Regions from separate parts of the Homo sapiens genome. Here region 2 is linked to region 1. A link is a loop called in an ENCODE intact Hi-C map of the cell type or tissue named here. Cell type or tissue: IMR-90. All regions are shown on one strand.

Region 1 (8,000 bases):
TGTCACCATATTCACACTCACACTCAACACTTCTGTGACCAGATGTGTGGGTTTTCCACATCAAACAATTCTCCCAATCCCTGTGGACATCAACTGTGTGTTCAGCAATTTAATTCTAAGACTAACCAGTGCCGTTAGCAAAGACCCCACAGGTTAAGGGCTCAGTACCACAAGACTGCCCCTCACTTCAGATGCTAATCACAAGTAGTGGGTCCCTAGATTATTCACAATTTCTGTCTGACTTGGCTACAAATCAGAGATTCCCGCCATCCCCTTCTAGTGTTGGATAATTTCCTAAAGTGGTTCACAGAGCTCAGAAAAGCAATTCTACTTACTATTGCTAATTTATCACAAAGGATATTTTAAAGGATACAGCTGAACAGCCCAGATGAAGAGGTAAATAGGGCAAGGTCTGGCAAGATCCTGTGTGCAAGAGCTTTTGTATGTGTAAAGTTGGGGTGTGCCCCCTCTTGGCACATAGTTGTATTCACCAGCCTGGAAGCACTCTGAACTCAGTAGTTTAGGGTTCTTTATTGAGGCTTCATCAAGTAGGCATAATCAATTTTTAACTCAATGTGTAATCCCTCACCCCTTCCTGCAGGATGAGGGCTGGGGCTAAAAGCTCCAAACTTGTAACCATGCCTTGGTCTTCCTGGTGACCAGCCGCCATCCAGCATCCCACCAAGAGTCACCTCATTAGAATAAAAGACCCTCTGATCACCCAAAAAGTTCCAAGGAATTAGAAGCTCTATGTCAGGAACTGAGGCCAAAGACCAAATAAAAGGACAAAAGATGCACCTAACACTTCTATCACTCAGGAAATTACAAAGGTTTTAGGGTTCTGTGCCAGGAACTAAGAGCAGAAACCAAATATGTTATTTGTACTACTTCACAACTGAAACCTTACTAACTCAAGAGCAACCTTTTATCCTCCCAGCTCCTCATCACTCCTGCAGGTCCTGGTCTTTGCTCTCCTGCTAACCAGGATCCCCAACCCTTGAGTTCTGGATGGAAAGCTATCCAAGCTTTCCTCACATTTCCTTCTCATATCATTTCAAACATTTATATAAGATTTAGATTTCTCCCTTACTTGACCCCTGTCTCTGAGAAAAGTAGGCCACACATCTCTGTACATTCTCATTCTTACACAGTTGAATTACCCTTTCTTATTTTCAAATCAACACTCACTGCTCTCCTCTCTCCCTTTTATCTAGAATGCCTTTCTCCCCTGGCAAAAGTTTTACCCCATCTTTAAAGGTATTCTGCCAATATCACCTCCTTTGTACATTTTCTAGATTAACTAATATAATCTTTCTCTTTTGAACTTGTATTGTAATTTGTACCTTCTGTCCAGCACTTTATCATTTTATACATTGTAAACCAATTGTGTCATCCTATTTTTTGCCCTTATCAATATGAAAGATTTGGGGAGGATAAAACTACATAGTTCTAATTTTTTGTAGCCCCAGTAGTATCTATTGGAGTATGTGGCATTTTAAAAATAGGTAATCTTATTGAATTCTGTTCATTTCTCTTGAGGTTAAGAAAAGACTCAGTAGTTGAAGAAGTGATCAAAGCTATCCTTATGTTAAAAAAAAAAAAGGCTTCTCTCCATGAAATATATTGGCCTATCTGAGGATCAAAGCTTTGACTTCGTTCATCTCATGCTCTGATAAGCTGAATTGCTTCACAAAGTTTGCATGATTAACACTGCCTGCCTTAAGTGCTTTAGTCTTGCCAGAAACTGGTAAATTTTGAATATCCTTTGTGTTGTTATATAAAGATTCTCTGTGCAAAAGTAATTGCTTTCCTCAGCTAAGAAGGTCATGACTTTTCATAGTAGATAAGAATATGTGCTTAATAAATAAGCTGACCAAGTCTATTTTAGTTTCTATGAAACATGCCTGTGCCTACTTTTTTCTTCATTGTTGATTGTGGGTTTAGTGAGTGCCAGTTATGATGTAGAAATTGTATAAAAGCATAGCATTGGCATGGGTTTGATTTGTCAGAAGTCAAAATACTGAAATATCTGAATAAATAAATTAATGACCTGTAACATCACTTCTATCCTTAAATACATATTCTGGTGGGGGGAAAAAAAAGAGCAAATCTGCATCTCATTCAACTTCCTGATTTCTCTCTGTTGTCCGGATGTGTTAGATTAAATACGACCACAGATTCTTTGCAGCTCCTCCTATAAAGAGGTGGAGTCTATTTTCCCACTCTTTGAAACTGATCTGTCCTTGTGACTTGCTTTGATAGAATGCAACAGAAGTGATATAATGTGGCTTCTGAACTTCTATTTTAAGACGCTTTGCAGTTTTTACTTTTGCCTTCTTGGAATACTTCCAGAATCATATAAAAAGTCCAGGTGAAAGTTTGCACAGAGAGAGAGCTTCGCAGTTTTCAGGGCCATGCCAGTCATCCTACTGAGGCCCTAGGCATGTGAATGAAGCCATCTTAGAGTCCCAAGCCCCACTCGAGCCACGAGCCACAAGCTATCTGAACCCCATGAGTGAGCCCAGATGAGACAAACATAATTGCCTAGTCAACTCACAGAACTGTGAGAAGTGATAAATCACCATCAAGCCATTAAGTCCTCGCTTTGTTATACAGAAATAGATAACTAGCCGTATGTTAGTTAGGTATATTTAGCTTGTCTCCCTAATCTCTGGAATATGCGAAGGCAGAATTTTCCATTCACCTTTCCCCATTATGGCAAAGCACATAATAACATCTAAAATAAGCTCAAAATAAAGGTCATTCCAATGAAAGATTGGACCTTGCTAAGTTTCAGTTTTCTAACTAGTGAAGTAAAGCTATTGGATTAAATACAATTTAGGATTCTCTTTGTTCTACCTCCCATAACACCAGCTCATTTTGTTAGATGAATTCTCTGGAAGAATTGGAACTAATGATTCTATTTTATTTTTTGTCTTCCATCTGAATTGTTCTGGCCGGTTTATTCCTTAAATGCCCAAGATAGATAAAAGGTACCGAATGGAAATAGACAAGAACTCCAGGTCTGTGGGGGACACAAGAATCTTCCACTCTGCTTTTCCTGTGAAAATTCTGTTCTTCCTACATATAAATGAGCCGTACTCATCCAAACCTGTGTTTGAATTGCACATAGTTATGGGATAAAGATCTGCTGGCACATTCAGGAAGATGATCTGTGCTTCTACTGAATTTTTAGGTGTAAGAGTCAGCATACACATTTGCTGAGCCCATGTCCCAAGGCTCTGAGAAGGTTCGTGGCACAAGATACCCAATATGCTAGATAAAAGGCAGATTGTGACTTTGCTATTTAGATTTGTCTGCTTAGGTGGTTTCGGCTATTGCATTTGAGATCTTTGCAGCTGACTGGTTGTATGCATTTGACTTGAATTTTTATGTGCTTGCTAGATGTTTTAGGTTTTGCTCTGTGACCTTGAACGGCATTATGTCAATTAAATCACACAGTGGGGAAATGACTTAGACCACCAAGAGTTATTGAACAAAATTTCATTTAGCATTGGGAAAAAATTGTTGAAGATAAAAACTCATAGAATTTTGGAATCAAAAACATTTTAGAAACCATTTAGTGAGGAGAGTGGGACTCACAGAACAGGGTGATCTGCCCAAAGTCACTAAGCTAGGTAATGGCATTCTGTGCAACTTTAAAATAAACAAACTCTATACTATTTGCAAATGCTATTAGAAATTAGAGAAAGATCTTGGGTGCTGTGATATTATGGGCAGTGCACCAAAAAGCCAAATATTCCTTTGTACAATATTTATCTTCAAGGACATGGACATAAGTGGCTAAGCAAAGGCAGCAATCAGATAATCCTAGATGCAGTTGTATATGCATCTGTATGTATATATGTATATGCACGTATATATACAGAGAGAGAAAGAAAAAGTAGTTTGCCAGGGCAGAGATTTAGTCTGATTGCCACCTATGGAAGGCATGGAGAGTCTGAGAAGAGAAGTTATTGCTTATGCTGACCTTTTAAAAACTTCTGAAAGCTTCAGTCCCACAAAACATGGTCCAATCAATGTCCTGGAATCTGACCAGTTGGATCATTCTCTCTTAGGGGAATGGAATTTTTTCCTCTTTTCTTGACTTAGCATTTAGAAAATCTAAGGGGAAGAGCCTAGCGCTCCCCCTAGAGGCTAATATTTATGCTTGCAACTTAGAAAGCATTGCAATATAAGGTTCTGTTTTCAAAGTCTTGAAACTTTCCTGAGGAATATATTATCACGCTCTCTATTCATTACCTGTAGACGTTTTAATAAGATGAAAGTAGACTATTCACAGCTGCGCCTCATTAATAAAAGGTTGAAGACATCGTTTTTTATAATGGACTTTTAAAAAGTACGCATTTAGTGGCTTTTTACCTTTTAATGCTTTTTACCTTTTACCTTTTATCCTCGGTGGTAGCACATTGGGCTTCTATGTTCCAAAATACAGATAATCTCTAAAGTCAAGTGACAGGAGTTTAGTTATATGGGTAGTGAGCTGAAAAAACACCACCCTATATTTCTAAGTGACTATATTTGTAACTGAATAGGCCACTTGTCATCAGCTAAAGTTTCCATGGATAACGTAGCATGTGACTTTTATAGGATATTGCCTCCTACACAACAGGCTGTATTCAGTAATAAGTACAGGCAATTCGGATGCTGTTATAATATTTACCATGAATTTCTCAAGGCAAATCCTGATAATATTCAGTTTATAAGAATGAGTGTTTACACTTTCATAGGTGTTTAATTAACAAAATGTAATTAGAGAGGTGGAAGGGTTTCTGTTTTTCTCATTTCTTACTTTGTTCTCTGTTAGTGGTGTGCCATAAACCCCCAAAAGGGAGCTGAAGTATGATCCTATTATATTAAAGTAGCAAGTGAATTTGTTAAACTCCTGGTAAGACATGTACACATATGGGTTGGGAATATTTTTGGTGTAGAAAAGTAATATATATATATGATATATATTAATTTATAATTACAAATATCATTTTCACATCATACAGAATATGATAGGTACTACAGATATAATTGTACTTTTAATCTATGTGTGTGTGTTTCAGTCTTGAGGACCTGGAAGCAAATGAGGAGAGAAGAAGGAAAGTTGATGTATTATTTTTGTAGCCTTTGTTTTCACTTTCTTTTGTTGTCTTAATACTGCCAATTGTGGAAGAAAGCCATTTGGGAAGTATTTGTGGTGCTTTCTTCAACTTGATTAGGCTTTGCTGCCAGGGCCTTCGTTGTACTATACAGGAATTCCTGTGATTTTCAGGAACACAAAGCGGTCTTTAGAAACACATTCGCTGGGCAGACAGGAGGGAAAAACACACTATTTGGCCAACCAGAGGAAGAAAGCTCATGTCTGGAAAATTTTACTGAACACCCCATCAGGAAATTCATTACTTATATTCTAAACAGCAGCTTCCGAGATCTGTTTTTATATTTATAGAATATCTGGCAGCAAGCAAATGTAAAAGAGAGCTATATTACATTTAGTATTTTGCTTTTGCTTTTTCAGTTCCACTTTTAAAACTATATAGGAAATAATGAGCTCACAAGTATTGTTTTGGCATTCTTCAATGTGCTCACATTTAACAGATCATGACCATTTATTATACTACAAGAATAACAATACATTTTAACCCCAACTCTTAATACTATTAGAAATTATTGAAATTGAAGAGCCTTGATGTGAAAATTAAGCTGGGGCTTTGTACAAAAGATCTGACTTTAATAGCCATGTTCATCTTGGCCAACTTATTTATTTTCTACGTTTCTTGACTGGATATGTAGAGCATTTAGGAGAAGAATTTTATTCAGTGTCCAAAAGGAAGTAGTTTCTATGGAAAAGGTGCTATAAATGGATTTGATAACTGAGTCCAAGTCCCAGGTTTTTCTCTTATCAAGTGATTAACAAAATGTTACCCTTTCTGAAATGGGGACAAAAATGCTTTCTCTAACAGCCCCTATAGGGTGATTGAATCAATCAGGGTCCATCAGGGAACAGAAACCACGCCAGTTATTTGAACATAGATATTAAATGTAAGTAACTGTTAACTAGATATAAGATTGTTGTTAATAAAATCAATGAAAGGGTAAAAGAGAACTACAAATAATCACAGAAGTGGCAACTGTAGGATGCAGCTTCCAGCTCTAGAGGTAGGGAATAGAGAGAAGACTTTGGAGTTATTAAAACTTAGATCTTGGAGGAAAGGACTAGTAGAGCTGAAATTTATCCCACTAATGGTGAACTTGGACAAGACCCATAGACCTGAAATTCATTCTGCAGAGGGAACATGGGTCAGGCTAGCTCTAGTATCTCTGAAAGCCATGCAATAGTACTGCAAATGTTGGAAGTATTGCAAACTGGTTTCAGCTGCTATTACAGGAAGGAGCAGCTGCTCCTTGGGCAAACAAAACAGCTAGGGTGATGCTGTTAGGAATAGCAGGCAGTCAGCTAGCCCATAGGAAAACAATATTTCTTCTTTCTTCACCAGGCTTTTCAGTTTCCATCTGGGCTCCCTGTTAGAAGAGCCTAACATAGAGCCATCAGAGTCAGGATAAACATGGTTTTGAGAGTCTCAGCCATAGCATCACAATGAAGTTTACAGAATGGACAAATAGATTTGGAGCTGAGAGATAATTTCTTGCACAGCTTTATGTAAAATGCTTTCCAATGTAGACAAAAGTAAAGTATAATTTTGCAGTGTAAAGGTAGAATTTTATTTTCATTAACATTTTTGCTCTTTTAAATCTTGGAAAATAACAGTGGCTTAGACATTCTTAAATGACTTCTGTGTTGTAAAATATCTTACCAATAGCAGGGTACTTGAAATTTACACCACACGAGGCCTTTTGGTTGAGGCTCAATGGTTTATGAATAATATACTTATTCTGCTATAGTAAAGTAAGGATTAGAACATTAATGCAGAATGAGGTAAACCTAGGGGAAGGGGAAATGTGGTGAGAATTTGAATTACATTAGTATTGGTGGTGTGTAAGGAAAACTGATGTAGGTCTTAGTTTTTTGTTTTACCAAAGAAAATAATTGGAAGAATGATCACCAAGAAGAGAGAGGTTGAATATTATGCATTATACACTCTGACTTATCTTTAAATTATCATATAGAAGTGACAACTGCAACATGGACAGCAATTATTGAAGAGAAAATGGTACAACAATGATTCGATTTCTATTTTTTTGCTCAAATAAAGCAAGGACATACAATATGTTCTTGAAGTACCATTACAAATTACATCTCTGAACACTCAGAGAAAGGCTAATAGTGCAGACTGTTCTTAATAGTGGAAAGCAACATACAATTCAAGTTCTTCAGCCTCATATCTCATGGTAATTTTCTTTCTTATGTCTTATTGCATTCTAAGCGCCGAAGAGGTAGCTTTGATTGTGGTGATAATAGTCTGTGTCCTAAAGCAAGACTATTTTTAAGGCAATAGAGTACCTTTTTAGAAAACTCTTTATCTCTGTCATACATTAAAGAGAATAAACAGATATTCAGTGGTTTGATAGTGGCAGTAATGATGGATTTTTTTTTTTTTACAACTTATCTGACAGTATTGGTTTCAGAAAGATCTGGAATTACTTGAGCATAAAATTCTTGCTTTGTCTATTTTAAAAACTATAGCTGACAAATAAGCTCATGTGTGATTCTTTGATTCTTGGGGAGGGAAAGAATCTAAAGATGTGCCTTTTATGAGAACAGCTCTTGATATTACATTCAGATAGTGATTAACATTCTTCCTTTTCACAAAATTTCTGTTTCAAAGAGAAGAGTATTTTGTGGATATATAGGAAATCTTCATAAAATATTTTATTTTCATAAATTATTGATGTCAAAAAAGGCCTGTATTTTATATTAAACTGAAACATTCTTCACCTTTGCAAGAAAATGGAAAAGCTGATCAATGAGATTCTACTTACATCTAAATCATTCTCCAGTTTCAAACTATTTGCTAAGAGAGTGGTTG
Region 2 (8,000 bases), 670 kb before region 1:
AGATCTTCTTGGTATTGATTTCCATTTTTACTGCACTATGATCTGAGTATATCCTTGTTATGATTTTGCATTTTTTGAATTTTTTGAGACTTGCTTTATGGCCGAGCAGGTGACTGATTTTACAATATATTCTATTTGCAGATGAGAAGAGTATATGTTCTGTGGTTTTTGGATGGAGTGGAATATATATTCTGTGATTTCTGGATCTGCAGATGTCTATTATGCCCAACTGGTCAGTTGTTGAGTTTAAGTCCAGAATTTCTTCATTAGCTTTCTGCCCCAATAATCTGTCTAATGGTGTCAATGGAATGTTAAAGTCTCCCACAATTATTGTGTGGCTGTTTAAGTGTTTTCATAGGTTGAGAAAAACTTCTTGTCTTATGTTGGGTGCGTATATATTTAGGATAGTTAAGTCTTTAAAAAAATTAAACCCTTTATCAATATGTAATGCCATTCTTTGTCCTTTGCAATTGTTGTTGGCTTAAAATTTGTTTTATCTGATATAGGAATAGCACCTCTTGCTCTTTGTTGTTTTGTGTTTGCTTGGTAGATCTTTCTCCATTCCTTTACTTTGATCCTGTGAGTATCATTACATGTGACATCCATCTCTTGAAGACAGAAGACAATTGAGTCTTGTCTTTTTATCCAGCCTGCCACTCTGTGCCTTTTAAGTGGGGGTATTTAGACCATTTACACTCAGGGTTAGTATTGATATAGGAGATCTCTATCCTGTCATTGTGTTGTTGCTGTTTGTTTTGTAGACTTGATTGTATAATTGCTTTGTATATTTCATGGGCTATGTGCTTGAGTGTATTTTTGAGGTAGCAGGTGTCAGTTCTTTGTTTCTATGTCTTCTTTTTAATTTTTATTTATTTTATTAAATTTTTTTTTATTTCCATAGGTTTTTGGGGAACAGGTGGTATTCGGTTACATGAATAAGTTCTTTAGTGGTGATTTATGAGATTTTGGTGCACTCATCCCCTGAGCAGTATATACTGAACCTAATTTGTGGTCTTGTATTCCTCCCCACTTTCCCACCCTTTTCCCCTGAATCCTTGTATTTGTCCATTTTCATGCTGCTGATAAAGACATACCCAAGACTGGGCAATTTACAAAAGAAAGAAGTTTATTGGACTTACAGTTCCACATGGCTCAGGAGACCTCACAATCATGGTGGAAGGCAAGGAGGAACAAGTCACATCTTATGGGTATGGCAGCAGGCAAAAAGAGAGCTTGTGCAGAGAAACTCCCATTTTTAAAACCATTAGATCTCATGAGACCCATTCACTATCATGAGAACATCATGGAAAAGACCTGCTGCCATGATTCAATCATCTCCCACTGGTCCCTCCCACAACATGTGGGAATTATAGGAGCTACAAGATGAGATTTGGGTGGGGACACAGAGCCAAACCATATCAGTCCCCAAAGTCCATTGTGTCATTCTTAGGCCTTTACATCCTCATAGCCTAGCTCCCACTTATGAGTGAGAACATACGATGTTTGGTTTTCTCTTCATGAGTTACTTCACTTAGAATAATAGTCTCCAATCCCATCCAGGTTGCTGTGAATGCCATTAATTTTTTCCTTTTTATGGCTGAGTAATATTCCATTGTGTATATAATCACGAGGTCAGGAGATTGAGACCATCCTGGCCAACATGGTAAAACCCCATCTCTACTAAAAATAAAAAAAAATTTAGCTGGTCATGGTGGCATGTGCCTGTAACTCCAGCTACTTGGGAGGCTGAGGCAGGAGAATCGCTTGAACCAAGAAGTCGGAAGTTGCAGTGAGCCGAGATCGCACCACGGCACTCCAGTCGGGTGACAGAGCGAGACACCATCTAAAAAAAAAAAAAAAAAAAGAAAAGAATGCCAATGAGTCATAGATTTGGTCTCTTTACATAATCTCATTTCTTGGACATTTTGTTTATTTTTAAAATTCTTTTTTTCATTACTTTTGTCTGAGTTAATTTGAATTTGAAGAACTGGTCTTCAAGCTCTGAGATTCTTTTTTCAGCTTGAACTATTCTGCTGTTGACACTTCTGATTGTACTGTGAAATTCTTGAAGTGATTTTCTTTTCAGTTCCAGAAGTTCATAGTTTGATTCTTTGTTAAAATGACTATTTCATCGTCCAGCTTCTAGGTTGTTTTACTAAGCTCCTTGGATTGGGTTTCAACTTTCTTCTTTATCCCAGTGAGCTTCTATGCCATTCCGTTTTGAAATCTATGTCTGTCATTTCAGTCATCTCAATCTTGCCAAGAATCATTTCTGGGGGACTAGTGTGTTTGTTTGATGGTAAAGGGGCACACCAGCTTTTTGAGTTGCTGGAGTTCTTGTGTTGATACTTTCTCATGTGTGAGGGCTGGTCTTCCTTTAACTGTGAAGTAAATTGAGTATAGTCAGTAGGCTTAATTTCTGGGTGTTTCCAGAGTGCTAGAACTTTGTATAGACTCTTTATTTGTGGCTGGATCTTTGCTTTGGTGCTTAAGAGTGTTGGCTGACAGATAGGCTCTTACTCAGCTGCATGGCTGTTTTGTTTTGGCTCAGTTGGCAGCAATGCTCTGTGGTGTGGGAGGAGCAAGATGACACCTTCAGCTGATCCACTCTTGGGCCTTGGAGGAGCCCTTTCCAATCACTGACTCCATCCCCACATTTCTTTTGTTAGGTGTTCTGGAAGCCGGGGCTCCCTTAGGCAGGGCCTGCAGTTGGCAGACAGACTGTACCCTTCCTGGGCCAGCCATGTGGAGGGAGACACACCCTGCTTTTCTGCTGGCCTGCAAACCTAGGAATCTCCCCCCTCTTTGTGGTCTAAGAGTGAGAGCTCAGCACTGCTTGGACACTGCCCAAGCTAGCAAGTCTCACCTAGGAGCAGTGTTAATGTGTGAAGTCACCTGACCTACCACTTGTGGGCTCTAGCATGCATGGCCTGCTTGGCTATAAGTGGTGGGTGTGGGTGAAGTCACCCACCTTGCCATCTGGATGTTTGCTGGGGGAATAGGGGACTAAGCCTACTGGCAGGGTTCAGGCAGAAGTGGGACTACTGGGCTGGAAGCTCTAGCAGGTAACTTGCCTGGCTACACATGGTAGAGGTGGGTTGAGTTGCCTGCCTTGCAGTCTGGATGTTTACTGAGGGAACATAGGGCTGTGCCTGGCCACAAAGTTCAGGCAGAAGCAGGATTGCTTTCTGGAAGCTCTAGCAGGCATGGCTTACCTGGTTTTGAGCATCCAGGGTGGGTGGAGTTGCCTGATCTGGCATCCAGATATTTCCCAGGGGAACAGAAGGCTGAACCTTCTTACAGAATTCAGGAAGAAGCAGGGCTTCTGTGTGGAAACTGGCTTTGAGCCTTGCCTGGTGAGGGATGTGAAGCAATCTTACTGCACCTGGGCACAATGATTGCAGCCTCTGTTGGAGCTATCTCATTGGTGCTGGTTTGTTCCAGGGTCCAGGGCTTGTAGAGGTCCCTGTGGGCTTGAGTGTTGCCTTTGCAAAAATTCCGGGTGGCTCTTTGCTTCAGTTTAGAGGACCAGGGTCGGGGGTTGGAGGGATTCTCCTGTTCCCAGACTTGCACAGGTTCCTGTGGGAAGTGTGAATTTTCCAGACGCTCTTCCCCATGTTAAGAAGCTTCTCTTGGTTCTGTGCTGATCCCAGATGGGCTGCTGGCCAGCTTTGCTCCTCTCTGCTCTGTCTGTCCCCTCACTGTGTTGCTGGATCCTAATGTGGTTTCTTAGACAACCGATTTGCAAGGTCAATGTTCACTAGCCACTCTGTCCACTCCCTATGAGACAGGCACACATGAGCTGTTTCTAGTCAGCCATGTTGACCCATCTCCCTTGTGGAATGGACTTGATGCTTGTGAATATTTGTTGATTTCTGGGCATTGGATAGTTAAGTATTTATTGTAGTCTTTGCAGTCTTGGCTTGTTTGTACCCATCCTTCTTGGGGAGATTTTCCAAGTATTCAAAAGGAATTGTGCTGTGATCTATGTCTTTGATCACTGCAGCCATATCTACATTAGGGGGCACTCCAAGCCCAGTAATGCTGTGACTCTTGCAGACTAGTAGAGGTACTGCCTTGAGGTTTTGGGTAAGATCTCAAAGAATTCTTTGAATTATTAGGCTGGTGCAAAAATAATTGCAGATTTTGCCATTACTTTCAATGGCACAATTATTACTTTTGTACCAATCTTACCTTTCTCCAAACAAACAGAGTCTCTCTCTCTCTTCGTGCCCTGCTGCCTGCAGCTGGGGGAGGGATGACTCAGCACCCCTGTGGCCACCACCACTGGGTCTCTGCTAAGTCAGACCTGAAGCCAGCACAGTACTGGGCCTTGCTGAAGGCTTATCGTGACTATTGCCTGGCTACTGCTGATATTTATTCAAGGCCCAAGAGTTCTTTAGTTAGAAAGTGGTGAATCAAGCCAGGCTTGTCTCCTTCGCTTTAGAGTAATAAGTTTCCTTCTGGCCCAGGGTGGGTCTAGAAGTGCTGTCCAGGAGCTAGGGCCTGAAGTTGTGAACATTAGGACTCTACTTGGTGTTACTGTGACTAAGATGATACCCAAGTTGCAAGACTAAGTTCTTTTTACTCTTCCTTCTCCTTTCCTTAAGCGGGAGTCTCTCCCTGTGGCCACCACAGCTGGCAAAGTGCTGGGTCACACCTGAAGTGAGTACTGCACTGGGTCTTACCCAAGGCCCCTGGTGAGTACTGCCTGGGTATGTACTGCTGATGTTTATTCAAGGCCCACGGGCTCTTTAGTTAGCAGGTGATGAATCTTGCCAAGTATGGGTCCCTCCCTTCAAGGTATTGGATTATCTTCTTTCCTGGGGTATGTCTAGAATTGTCATCTGAGAGCTAGGGTCTGAAATGGGGTCTTCAGGACTCTGCTTGGTGCTTTATTTTACTGTGGCTGAAATGATATTCAAATTGCAAGACAAGGTCCTCTTTACTCTTCCCTCTCCTTTCCTCAAGTGGAAAGAGTCTCTCCTGGAGCTATGAGCAATGCTGCCTGGGATTGGGGTGGAGGTGACACAAGCACTCCTTTGGCCATCCCAGCAGGTGTCTCACAAGTCATTGCACCCTGAGTCCACTGGTTCTGAGCCCACACAGCACCAGGACTTGCCCAGAAATTGCAGTCCTTGTGGCCTAGACTGCCTTTCAGTTTTATTTAGGACCTCAGAGCAGTGGTAGTCATGGGGCTAGCCAGAGCTCAGGTTCCAACTGCTGGGATGGATGATTCCTCTCTGAGTAGGGCTGGTATAAATGCTGTCTTCATGGACACTGTGTTGCTTTCCACAGTGACAGGGCAGCACTGAGTTCCAATGCAAAGTCCCACAATCACTACACTCTTCCTTTTCCAATTGCACAGACTCTCTCTCTTCGTGCCATGCAGCACTGCTGGGAGATAGGAGCAGGGTGGTGTTGTCAATTCGAGACTGGGTTTTCTATCCTTTTCAGTGCCTCCTTCTTTAATATGATGTTAAAACTAGGTACTGTGATCATTTACCTGATTTTTAGTCCTCAGTAAGGTGCCTTCCAGTAAGCTGCTCAATTTGGTATTCCTGTGGGGGAGATCAGTGGAGGGTTCTATTTGGCAATCTTGCTCCACCTCCTCCTCAGATGTTTTTAACTGCTATTTTATTATTTATTTGTGTTAAAATATATAACACAAAATTTACCATATTAACTATTTTTAATTGTACAATTCTGTGGCAGTAAGTATATTCACCATGTTGTGTAACCATCACCATTATTCATTTCCAGAATGTTTCATCATCCCAAACAGAAACTCTATACTCATTAAACAATAACCTTCCCTTCATCCCCCCAGCCCTTGGTAGCCTCTATTTTACTTCCTTTCTGTGTGCAGGCTCTGTTTTTGTAGTGCATCTCCTACAGTGCCAGGCTGACATCCTTTAAGTTCAGTGACTTCAGAAAGTTTTTTCTCTGTGAATATTCAATAATATTCACAAAAGTCTCAGATTCAATTCTCAACTGGACAAAGTTGAGTCATATGTCCATCCTTGAACCAATCATGACTGTGTGGATTGGCCAGATCTGTGACATGCACATTCCTGGATATTGGAAGGGTGGAGCCATTCCTGCTTTTCCACCCAAACCATAGGGACTGAAGATTGTGGACTGTGGTGCACAGAGTAGAGTCAAGAAGCAATTAGCAAGATTGGAGGTGAGCTGGAGTACAGGATGCAGAGCAGTGGTTGCTGGGCAGACAGATTCCAAGGCAAGGTCTGGCCTGAACACACATGTCTACATGAATCAAGCAGCCTTCACTAATGACCTTCTGAAAGGAAATAGGATGACTTTTATTTCGCTAAGAGGAAATTGATCTACTAAAAGTAATAATGTTTTCCACATACAAGTCAAAGAACAACTTTTGTTTTGATTCAAAACTTTCATTGTGGTAGGGAGAGGGTGCTATTTAAAAGTTCACTGTATAAAAATATTAGAGGAAATGAAAAAATACTTTATTAAATGAATTCTGACTTCTATTTTGTGGTAGAGAAAGGGAGGAATTAGGACATACAGCAGAAGAGAGAGAAACATGTAAAAGGAAAACTGGCAGAGATGGAAATTCTTCCGTTAAGAAGAAAGGGAATGCAGATTAGTAGGTATAAACTATTTTTATTACACTTCAGATTTTACTTGAACTTCTGGGTTAGGCATTTCCATTTTTTCTCTTGAAATTCTTTGATTAGGATCAGTAAATATGAGACATTTAAGTTGCAATTTCCCCCTTTCTGAACACATGGCCGACATTGCTAATACATCTATTCTTCCAAGTCTGTACGTAGCCTTAAAATGTCCTTAACAGGCTGCTCAAGGCAGACTCCACCAGTTAATCGAGTTGACATGCAAAATTAAACCTATTTGTTACCCTGATATTAGATGTACATTCTGACAGACATATAGGATCATGTCTTGGAATATATTGGCAGCACCTAGTGCAGTATTATGACCTTGAGGACTGAATAAAGTGGATTTAGATTTGGTCCAGCCCATACACTGGGGATTCCTCTTATGAGATATAAGACTGTAAAACATATCCTGAGCTGACTTGGAGCAGTTAGATTATTTCATTCCTAATTATGTTAGGAAGTTAATGGGACAGCCAGCATGTCTTACATTTACCCGGTCAACTGAATAGAATTCAACTGTTTAATTCTGGGAACTGCACAGTGGTTACTGGAATCTCCTGATTCTGAACTAAATGAACACTAAATTTGGATTAATTTGAAATCAGTAGAAAGAGGATGTTAGCGAAATTTTGTGTTATTTTTGTAAATATATTGATTAAATTTGTAGAAGACGTTTTCATTTGGAATTGCAAAAGCAGCCACAAAAGTAGGGGGCTGAATGTTTGTAAGTTAAAAATTATTTAGTTGGAGAACAGAAAAAAGTGATGTCCAAAGGGAGGACATAATTACTTAAATGGTAAAAAGAATAAAACTTGAAAAATTGCTAGAGGTACATAATGAGTCTGCGTTTTATCATCTTTCTACCCTTACTTAAATGGTAATTTGCACCTTGAGTCATTAATACTCCATTTCCTCCAAATTATACTTATTAGATGATGTATCAAAGGTATTAATTTTATTCTATTACATAAAAAGTTCATTTACTTTAGGAAAATTAATATAAAAGATAGAGCATTCCAGTATTCCATTAAAAGTATATGATAAGCAACAGATGGTGTTAAAAACTTCAGACAAGTTTTCCTGGATATCTACAAAAATATGTAAAAAATTAAAACAAATGCTCACTGTTTCTTTATCAGTTTAATTTGGAAATTGTCAATTACAATTATCCAGTAGCTTTCAGGAGTATAGCCTCTGTCATGTTCAGTGGTGGAAATACCAAAAATATGAACTAACACAAAATAAGCTAAATGTTTATACCAGTGGTCAAAGAAGAGGCTTACACTAATAATGAAACTGGAAGGAGTGATCATTTTTTTGCAGCTTCCTTTTTATGAAAGCATG

Evidence for each region. A loop is a pair of places that touch in the nucleus more often than their neighbours do. Peaks named below come from ENCODE experiments on the same cell type or tissue, not always from the same donor. Only the 100,000 strongest peaks of a DNase experiment are listed, where the experiment ranks them.
Region 2: a loop joins it to region 1, with 7 times the contacts of the local background. A loop is called at or near these places in 3 of 110 quality-filtered maps.

What each region holds. Positions count from the first base shown.
Region 1 is chr4:142,349,465-142,357,464 of GRCh38, reverse strand. The region is part of intron 7 of INPP4B (inositol polyphosphate-4-phosphatase type II B); the gene reads left to right. Among named protein-coding and RNA genes, the nearest start is that of INPP4B, 490 kb to the left of the region's middle. In IMR-90, a CTCF peak has its summit at 4,136 (motif pointing left); a DNase peak (open chromatin) is centred at 4,124; H3K4me3 peaks cover 285 bases; H3K27ac peaks cover 1,565 bases.
Region 2 is chr4:143,021,536-143,029,535 of GRCh38, reverse strand. All of the region lies in intron 1 of USP38-DT (USP38 divergent transcript), which reads left to right. Among named protein-coding and RNA genes, the nearest start is that of USP38-DT, 160 kb to the left of the region's middle. RefSeq lists an enhancer at 4,013-4,122. In IMR-90, a CTCF peak has its summit at 4,029 (motif pointing right); no DNase peak of the experiment used is centred here.